Regions from separate parts of the Homo sapiens genome. Here region 2 is linked to region 1. The links are chromatin loops, found by intact Hi-C in ENCODE. Cell type or tissue: PC-9. All regions are shown on one strand.

Region 1 (5,000 bases):
TCCTTAAGTTTTTCTTCTAAATGTTTAATCTTGTCCTCAGCAGTTTTCTGAGTTGTTGTAAGTCTAAAACACTCTTTTTCTAAGACATCAAGCTTGTCAAGTTTTGCATACAGCTTCATCTGATCTTGTTCTTTTTCCCTCTGAAGCTGGGCCTGTTGTTCTAGGATCATGTTCTTTTCTCGCTCTACATTGAGAACCATTCTCTTTGTATATTCTAGTTGCTTCTCTAGAAGAGTGCAACGAGACTGGGCTGAGCTTAACTGTATACTTACATCTTTTTTCTGCTTTATCAGCTCCTGATGTGCTAGATTTCTCTCATTTGTTTCATTCTCTAAGGCCTTCTTATACTGTGCTGCTTCTCTGGAAAGAATGTTCAGGTCATCTTCAGCTTGTGTTCTCTCCAGCTCTAAACAATGAATTTTTTCCTGAAGAGTTTTTAAGGCTAAAATAAGAGCTTGGCTATTTGGGCTATGAAGTATCTTAGGAGAGGTAACTTCTAAGTTCGCAGGATGGCAATTCTGAGATGGTTCATTCTGGGTGAATGAGGGAACAAATACTCTTTCTGGAGGTTTATGATAGCTTCCTACTATACTATGCATTAATTCAGAATCCATTATCAAGCAGACGCTCTCAGTCAGCCCCTGCCACCGCTAACCGTTGGTTCGCGGGCACCCCCCTAAATTGTAATTTCTAATCTTGTAGCTAATTTGTTAGTCCTGCAAAGGCAGACTGGTCCCTGGCAAGAAAGGAGTCTTTTTTTTTTTTTTTTTTTTTTTGTAGACAGAGTCTCACTCTGTCACCCAGGCTGGAGTGCAGTGGCATGATCCCGGCTCACCGCAACCTCCGCCTCCTGGGTTCAAGCAATTCTCCTGCCTTAGCCTCCTGAGTAGCTGGGATTACAGGTGTGCACCACCACGCCCGGCTAATTTTTGTATTTTCAGTAGAGACGGGGTTTCACCATGTCGGTCAGGCTGGTCTCGAACTACTGATCTCGTGATCTGCCTGCCTCGGGCTCCCAAAGTGCTGGGATTACAGGCGTGAGCCACCGTGCCCGGCCACAAGAAGGGAGTCTTTTCGGGAAAGGGCTATTATCAATTTTGTTTCGGAGTAAAATCACGAACTGAATTCCTTCCCAAAGTTAGTTCAGCCTACGCCCAGGCATGAACAAGGACAGCTTAAAGATTAGAAGCAAGATAGAGTCGGTTAGGTGTGATTTCTTTCACTGTCATAATTTCCTCAGTTATAACTTAGCAAAGGCAGTTTCAAGTATAGATGTCACAACCAGGACTGGATTCTAAAAGACTGACTCTGCCTTTTTTTTTTTTTTTTTTTTTGAGACAGAGTCTCACTCTGTCACCCAGGCTGTAGTGCAGTGGCGTGATCTCTACTCACTGTAGCCTCCACCTCCCAGGTTCAAGGGATTCTCCTGCCTCAGCCTCCTGAGTAGCTGGGACTACAGGCGTGTGCCACCACACCTGGCTAATTTTTGTATTTTTAGTAGAGATGGGGTTTCACCAGGTCGGCCAGGCTGGTCTTGAACTCATGACCTCGTGTGATCCGCCCACCTAGGCCTCCCAAAGTGCTAGGATTACAAGTGTGAGCCACTACACCCAACCAAGCCCATATATATATATATATATATATATATATATATGTTTTTTTTTTTTTTTTTTCGAGGTGGAGTCTCCCTCCATTGCCCAGGCTGGAGTGCAGTGGTGTGATTTCTGCTCACTGCAACCTCTGCCTCCTGGGTTCAAGCGATTCTCGTGCCTCAACCTCCCAAGTAGCCGGGACTACAGGTGCACGCCACCAAACCCAGCTAATTTTTGTAATTTTAGTAGAGACAGGATTTCACCATGTTGGCCAGGCTGGTCTCAAACTCCTGACCTGAAGTGATTCACCTGCCTCAGCCTCCCAAAGTGCTGGGATTACAGGCATGAGCCACTGGGCCCAGCCCCAAGGCCCTATTTTTAAGGTTACTTTTTATCTATGGCAAATGATACTATGTTCCACTTGTGGAATGATATAAAATTCCTTTTTAAAAATAAATGTTTTTTTAAGTTAAAAAGTGAGTTGAAGGAAAAATATAAGTAAATAATACTATGGTGTGTTGGTAAAGCATTTCCTTCAGAAAAAAAAAAAAAGTCATGATTTGTAGTGTGTGCTGATTTCTATGGTGTAAGTTCTTCCACCATGCCTATTTCTAGTAATCCAGGTGATGGCACTGTACCCAGAGCTGGGAAAAAATGGGCAGAAGGAGCAAGCTCCAAGTCTGCACAAGTGACTCCAGCTCACCACTGGGTGGGGCTCAGATATAGCAAAAATCAGGAAGGTGGTATGGCAACAACTGACGCTTGAGAAATGCCTCTTGAGTCACCTTTGATTAGAATCGTATTTTCCATAGCAGAGCACAACTGCCTTGAGTTCTTGCTAATTTGACTACTTCTTGCTAATTTTCGTAAACCTGCAGTACCTGGCAGGGTAAGAGGGGTGGGCACCTCTCAACAGGCTGAACCTTCTGGAAGAGGTACTGGGGGAACTACTCTTCTGCCTTAGGATGGCAGTGACTTGGAGTTACCTCTAGTTCCTGGCTGTCGGTAGCTCAGCTCCAGGGAGAGGTGCGGCCCCAGGTGGAGGACAGAGTGAGAAACAGGATGATGTGTCGGGGCAGGGTCTGACTCACACCTGTGGAAGGAAGGACCTTCTCGGTTCGTTTTTATTTAAATGTTCCTTCCTCCCTTCCTCCCTCCCTCCCTCCCTTCCTTTTTTTTTTTTTTTTTTTGGGGACGGAGTTTTGCTCTTGTCACCCAGGCTGGAGTGCAATGGCCCAATTTTGGCTCACTGCAGCCTTTGCCTCCCGGGTTCAAGCAATTCCCCTGCCTCAGCCTCCCAAGTAGCTGGAATTACAGGTGCCTGCCACCGCGCCCGGCTAATTTTTGTATTTTTAGTAGAGACAGGGTTTCACCATATTGGCCAGGCTGGTCTCAAACTCCTGACCTCAGGTGATCTGCCCACCTCGGCCTCCCAAAGTGCTGGGATTACAGGCGTCAGCCACTGTGCCCGGCCTCTTCTCTTTTCTTTTCTTTTCTTTTCTTTTCTGTCTTTCTCTCTCTCTCTCCTTCCCTTCCTCCCTCCCTTACCTCTCTACTTTCTTGCTTTTTTTTTTTTTTTTTTTGAGATGGAGTTTCACTCTTGTTGCCCAGGCTGGAGTGCAATGGCACAGTCTCGGCTTACTGCAACCTCTGCCTCCTGGGTTAAAGCAATTCTCCTGCCTCAGCCTCCCTAGTAGCTGGGATTACAGGCACCCACCACCACACCCAGCTAATTTTTTCTATTTTTAGTAGAGATGGGGTTTCACTATGTTGGCCAGGCTGGCCTTGAACTCCTGACCTCAGGTGTTCCACCCGCCTCAGCCTCCCAAAGTGCTGGGATTACAGGCATGAGCCACCGCACCTGGCAAAGATGATTTTCTTTCAAGAAGTGTGAGATAAGGGCCAATATGAGGAGAATAGAATGGAAAAGGAGAAATTTACAGTTTTATATTGTATTACAGCTACTGCAACAAAGTGCCGCAGGCCAGGTATCTTACCAACAGAAATTCATTGTCTCACAGTTCTGGAGTCTAGAAATCTGAAATCAAGGTATTCGTTGGGTCCTTCTGAGAGCTGTGAGGGAAGGACCTGTACCAAGCCTTTCTCTTTAGCTTGTAGATGGCCATCTTCTCCCAGTGTCTCTTCACATGATCTTCCCTCTATGCATGTCTGCCTGTCTACCAATAACCACTTCTTATAAGGACACCAATCATATTGGATTAGGACCCACCCTAATGACTTCAATTTTAACTTGATTCCTTCTGTAAAGACGCTACCTCCAAGTGAGGCCACATTCTGAGGTACTAGGGGTTAGGACTACAACATATCTTTTTTTTTTTCTGGTGGATGTGGGGTGGGCGCACAAATTAACTAATTAGCAGGCCTAGAAGTTCTTTGATGAGAAGTAGACTCTATCAGGGTCTTCAGTCACAGGAGTTGAGATGCTGACTCTGTCAATGGGATACTGTCCCTTTTACAAGTGCCCTGAGAATTTATCCTGCCCAGTGGGGGTCAGACCCTTCAGGGAATAACCACAGAACAATTTTGTCTTAGCACAAGACTCTTCCTATCTGCAAGTAATTTGCAAGGATTTCAAACATCTCCGGAGGCTGTAGCCAAGCCCTGGCAAACATCCGAGTCTGTTCAGGGTGTACAGCTTCTGACTCAGGTGGCCAGGCTTGGACCACCTTGCTAAGGGGTCCAGGCCTCTAAAGATGCTCTGGATCTCCTCGGAGGAGACTATTTGTTTGGGGCCAGTTGAGCTTCTTCACCGAGAAGCCTCAGGGCCTTCCCTTGCACAGCCCTACCTCGCTGATTCCCTCACTGGCTGTTCTGAAACTGAAAATGGCCACGAACGGTGTGAGGCTTGTAGACCCTAACAGTGAGGGATAATATTTTGCCAATTGACTGCATTGAATGGAGTCAGTAAACATAGTGACTGAAAATCTTACCACTGTTGATAAGTATTTTCTGAGTACCCAATAGGTATTGTGAGAATACTTTTTTTTTTTTTGAGACCTGGTCTTCCTCCTGGGCTCTAGGGCTCAAGCTATCCTCCCACCTCGGCCTCCTGAGTAGCTGGGACTACAGGCCCAAGCCACCATGCCCGGCTACTTTTTGTATTTTTTGTAGAGATGGGGTTTCACCGTGTTGCCAGGCTGCTCTCGAACTCGTGAGCTCAAGTGATCCTCCCGCCTCAGCCTCCCAAAGTGCTGGGATTACAGGCGTGAGCCACAGAGCCCAGCCCAAGAATACTTATGGAGTCCTGTGACAGATTACAAAATTAGCCCCAACTCTCTGCTCATCCCTGTACTCATATTCTTTGCAATGTGACTTCGCTGCTTCTCCCATCAGGAGATGGAGTCTATTTCTTCACCCTCGAACCTGGGTTGGCCTTGCCATTTGGTT
Region 2 (5,000 bases), 56 kb after region 1:
CCTCAGTGAAGCAAAGGCCAAACTGTTTGTGACCCCTGCATGGCTGCTTCTGGGCAGTGGGTCAGCCCTTCCTAGCAGTGTTAAGGAACCCAAGCATCATGGGCTTCAGCATCCTTAGTAGAATCCCAGAGATGGGATCACTGAGGTCAGAGGGCATTTTGAGGCTCTACTACATATAGCAGAAGAACCGCCCAGCAGAGACCAACCAACCTACAGAGCTACAAAAAATAAGTTAAATTCCCTATGAAGGGGAGTTGGGGCAGCCTGGAGATGGATTGCTGCTGCACCAGCAGGAGAGCATCGCTTCCATCCTGGGTCTTAACCACCCCTAGAAACCAGCAGACCTCAACAGCCCCCTTGCACCCCCCAGCCCAGAATTCTGTACAGTGTGTTGGGGGAGGAGGGTACACCTGGAACACCAGGACCGTGTGGCTCTGAGCCTCTGGTACCTCTGTCCTCCAGAGCCCAAGCTAACACTTCTTGCAACCCTGTAAGGCAGAAGACTGCAGTTTCCCTTCACTTCCCTCTTCCAGGCTCTAAGTGCAGCTCTCCTTTGCTCCCAGCTCTGCGATTCAGATGTTTCCATACCTGCCTCTGCTCTTCTTACCCATTCCCAAGCACCTCTCTTGTTGCTGTTTATGTCTCTGCCACACCTGCAGAGCTCTAAGTCTTCATTTGAAAAACGTATCCTATTTACTTATTTATTTTTGATTAGGCAGTAGATGCACACAATGTGATATTTTGAGGATTGAAAGGATAGTGGGGAAAAATAAGTCTGCTCTTCTACTCCTGTCCCCAGACATCCAAGTCCGTGTCCAGAGACAACCACCATTAGCAGTACTGGAGATATTCCATGCCTATGTAAATATAAATATACTTCATAATAGTAGCATTTATAATATGCCACCAAGGGTAGGTACTGTTGTAAGCAAACAGAGCATAAAGTAACAAGTAACTTGCCCAAGTTCACACAGCAAGAAAAAAGAGCTACCTTAGTCTTTTCTTTTGAAACAGGTCTCCCTCTGTCACCCAGGCTGGAGTGCAGTGGTGCAATCTCGGCTCACTGCAACCTCTGCCTCCTGGGCTCAAGTGATCTTTCCACCTTAGCCTCCCGACTAGCTGGGACTACGGCACACACCATCAAACCTAGCTAATTTTTTGTATTGTTTGTAGAGACAGGGTCTTGCCATGTTGCCCAGGCTAGTCTTGAACTCCTAGACTCAAGTGATCCGCCTGTCTCAGCCTCCCAAAGTGTTGGGATTACAGGCGTGAGCCACTGCACCTGGCCTGCCTTAGTCTTTTTATGGAGGCAGAATGTTTAGTACTTCATTTTAGTCTGTTCCAGACCTTGTTAAAAGTGCTTTTTCTGCCCTTCCCCTTGTCCACCCCCAAGGAGTGAGTGTGGCATCTGGAAATGCCCTCTGACCCCTGTGGGCAGCAGCTGTCTCTGTGTGAAGCCTCCTCAGCACTGAGCATGGGCTGGTGGAAGGACACTGCCCACCTGACCGTCTGACTCTGCCCTGCTGGGGAGTCCGTGCAGTCAGGGACTGTGATTGCTCATTGCCGCAGGTTCAGAGCCGAGGTGCTGATTGAGGTTTGGTGAGCAGGTATTTTTGGAGTTGGCACATTCCTTCGAGCATGGGTTGTATAATTACTGCAGGCCAGCCTTGTCTGTCCCCTAATGGAATTGGCAAGCTTCTCTCTCAGCTGGGGTTAATCTAAGGCCTCTGAGTCAGCCTTGGCAATTGTCCAAGATAAGGATGGTACAGGAAGTAATAAGAGGAACTTGGGGAAGAAGAGGTCCATTTAACAGACACCGGAAACCACAGTTCAGTAGGTTTAATCAATAAGGAAATGTCATGATGGGGGCTGCTCTCAGGCTGGGTACAACGTTGGGAGTGGAATGGAGTGGGATCTTTTTCCAGAGCCCCGGTCCATCCTGGGAGCCCTGGTTGTTCCACTCTGAACCCTGGCCTGGTGCAGGAAGAATCTTTGGAACCCCTAATGCAGTCTTCTGGGACCAGAAGATCTCAGCCCTCTCTGTCCAGAAGAGGGGGCAGTAAGACCTTGGGCAGATGGCCTGGGTGCTGTGACTCCAGAGGTGAGAAGCAAAGCCAGACGTGGCTGTGGCTGTGTTGGGCTGGAAGCCCAACACACTGGCCGATCCCGTGGCTGGGGCTTTGGCCACACTTTTATTCTTCCTCTGAACTGGAAACAACAGAGAAAACCTTAAATGCCTGGTTTGGGGCCATATAAGAGATAAAAAGAAAGCCAAGGCATCAGCAGCCTTGCTGGCCCCAGTTGGCCTTCGTGGCCTCAGTTTCCTTATCTGAGAAATGGGGAAACATCTACTCCATAGTGATTTTGTGAGGTTGGAGATATTGCTTATAAGGTGCCCTGTGTAGGGTTTGGTGCATGCAAGATTCTTGATGAGTGATGCTTCTGATACAGTGATGGTGAAGACACTGGGGGGCTTAGTTGTAGACAAGAGAGGTCTCTGGCCAAGTAGTCAGGATGATGGTCCAGTCATAGGAATCTCTCTCCACAAGGAATTTCAGTGAGAACAGAACTGGAGAGATCCCCAAGTCCACGTCTTCACGGATGGGGACCCTGAGGCTCAGAAGGGAGAAGTGGCTTTTCTGACCTGCCTCCAGGAAGATGTAGGGCGAGACCTCAGTTCAGGGTCCCCGGGTCCCCGGTCAGGCTCTTTGCCATGGAAGCAGGTGGTGTGGTCACCTGCTTCTCAGCTAATGCTAAGAGGCTGTTTTTAACTGGTTGTGTATATATACCTCACCTTACCGCACAGAGGATTTGTGGAGCTTGTGACGCAGGCAGCTTGGGTAGAGCAGTGGAAACCACAGTGGGAGCAGAAGCAACTCAGAGACCCTGCTGGGCCGTGGCTTCTGAGAAGTGAAGCTGGATGGCTGGGAAGAACTTGCTCTCTTGCCGGTGCCTCCCCACCCCATCAGGATGCATGCCCCATTCTGTCTAATTCAAGGCCTTTCTGTGGAATGCTTCCTTCCCATGGAGCTCAGATTTGGCTACCTGGAGATTTACTCTAACAATTTTGGTGGAATTTGGCACATACATTGACATTCATAAAGCCCTAGGGGTTGGACAAGTGGGTGACTGACAGGGGTGGGACATCCATCCCCAGGAACCTGCTGTCTTTGCCCTCCCTTGGGGAGGGGGCCTAGAAGCAGCTCCATGGTTTGGTTCCCACTCAAAACCTACCAGGTTTATTATAAACAACTTTATTCTTATAAATTTGGCAACTTAGAAGAAATGGACCATGTTCTTGAGAACCACAAACCACTAAAACTCAGCCAAGATGAAACAGACAACCTGAAGAGACCTATGACTATCAAATAAGTGGAATTCATAAATAAAAAGATCCCAAAGAAGAAATCTCCAAGCCCAGGTGATTGCATTGGAGAATTCTATCAAACTTTTAAAATGAGAATTAACATCAATTTTACACAGCCTCTTCCAGAAAATAGAAGGGAAGGGCATACTTCCCAATCCATGCTATGAAGTTGATATTACTCTGATATCAAATGCAGACAAAGACAGTATAAAAAATGTGAAAGAAAAAGAAAATACAGACCAATATCTCCCAAGAACACAGATGGAAAGATTCTCAGCAAAATATTACCAGTCAAATTCGGCAATGTATAAGAAGAATATATGACATGTGTAAGTGGGATTTATCAGTTATTCCAGGTATGCAAGTCTGGGTCCAACTTTAGAAATCAATCAGTGTAATCTATTATATGAAAAGGCTAGGCTGGGCGAGGTGGCTCACGCCTGTAATCCCAGCACTTTGGGAGGCTGAGGTTGGTGGATTGCCTGAGCTCGGGAGTTCGAGACCAGCCTGGGCAACATGGGGAAACCCCGTCTCTAGTAAAATACAAAAAATTAGCTGGGCATAGTGGCGGCATGCACCTGTAATCCCAGCTACTCGGGAGGCTGAGACAGGAGAATCGCTTGAACCCGGGAGGCAGAAGTTGCAGTGAGCCGAGATCGTGCCACTGCACTCCAGTCTGGGGGACAGAGCCAGACTCCATCTCGAAAAAAAAAAAAAAAAAGGCAAAAGAAGAATCACACAATCATATCATTTGACAAAGAAAAAGCATTTGACAAACTCCAACTCTCAGTACACTAGAAATACAGGGAAACTACCTCAACTTGGTAAAGAGCATCTTCAAAAATCCTACAGCTAACATCAGACTTGATGATGAAAGCCTTTCCCCCAAGCTGGGAACAAGGCAAGGATGTCCACTCTCATCCTTAAAGTTCTAACCACTGCCATAAAACAACAAGAAGAAGAAGATAGCTTTTCCCTGGGCTTTTTGCCGAACTGGTTTTTTTCACTCTGACCTCAAATGCCTTCCTAGCGATCTGAAATAACCTTCTTTTCTTGTTTACTATTTCTCCCTGCACTTGTCTGTAAGCTTGTTAAGGTTGGGATCTAGTCTGTCTCATTGCCACGATTTCCCGCTGTCTAGCAGAGCCTGCCCTGTGGTAGGTGCTGAGTAATATTTTTTGAGTAAGTGGAGACTGTGTTGGCATCATTGGCTCTGACTGGCTTCCTGCAATCCATGTGTCACAGTTGCACTGACCCTCTCTTATTTTCCCTTTTGATTCCTGCTATCATGTTGGCTTTGAATTTTGTTTCTGCAAAGGTTCCATAATCCAGGAACCAAGTGTCATGTGTCTTCTATCTCTAAGAGAGTCTCGCTCTCACTCTGTTGCCCAGGCTGGAGTGCAGTGGCAGGATCTTGGCTCACTGCAACCTCCGCCTCCCGGGTTCAGGTAATTCTCCTGCCTCAGCCTCCCAAGTAGCTGGGATTACAGCTGTGTACTGCCATGCCTGGCTGATTTTTGTATTTTTAGTAGAGACAGAGTTTCACCATGTTGTGCAGGCTGGTCTTGAACTCCTGGCCCCAAGTGATCCACCCACTTTGGCCTCCCAAAGTGCTGGGATTACAGGCATGAGC

The links. Hi-C counts contacts between places; a loop is a spot of excess contacts. Peaks named below come from ENCODE experiments on the same cell type or tissue, not always from the same donor. Only the 100,000 strongest peaks of a DNase experiment are listed, where the experiment ranks them.
Region 2: it touches region 1 in a loop (12-fold over the local background); 4 of 110 quality-filtered maps call a loop at or near these places.

What each region holds. Positions count from the first base shown.
Region 1 is chr10:70,385,040-70,390,039 of GRCh38, reverse strand. It overlaps the pseudogene CEP57L1P1. Among named protein-coding and RNA genes, the nearest start is that of LRRC20, 4.9 kb to the right of the region's middle. In PC-9, CTCF peaks have their summits at 2,117 and 2,327 (motif pointing right); DNase peaks (open chromatin) are centred at 2,309 and 2,639; H3K4me3 peaks cover 321 bases; H3K27ac peaks cover 1,846 bases.
Region 2 is chr10:70,328,650-70,333,649 of GRCh38, reverse strand. All of the region lies in intron 3 of LRRC20 (leucine rich repeat containing 20), which reads left to right. Among named protein-coding and RNA genes, the nearest start is that of NPFFR1, 47 kb to the right of the region's middle. RefSeq lists an enhancer at 1,603-1,897. In PC-9, a CTCF peak has its summit at 2,056 (motif pointing right); DNase peaks (open chromatin) are centred at 1,659 and 2,069; H3K27ac peaks cover 1,511 bases.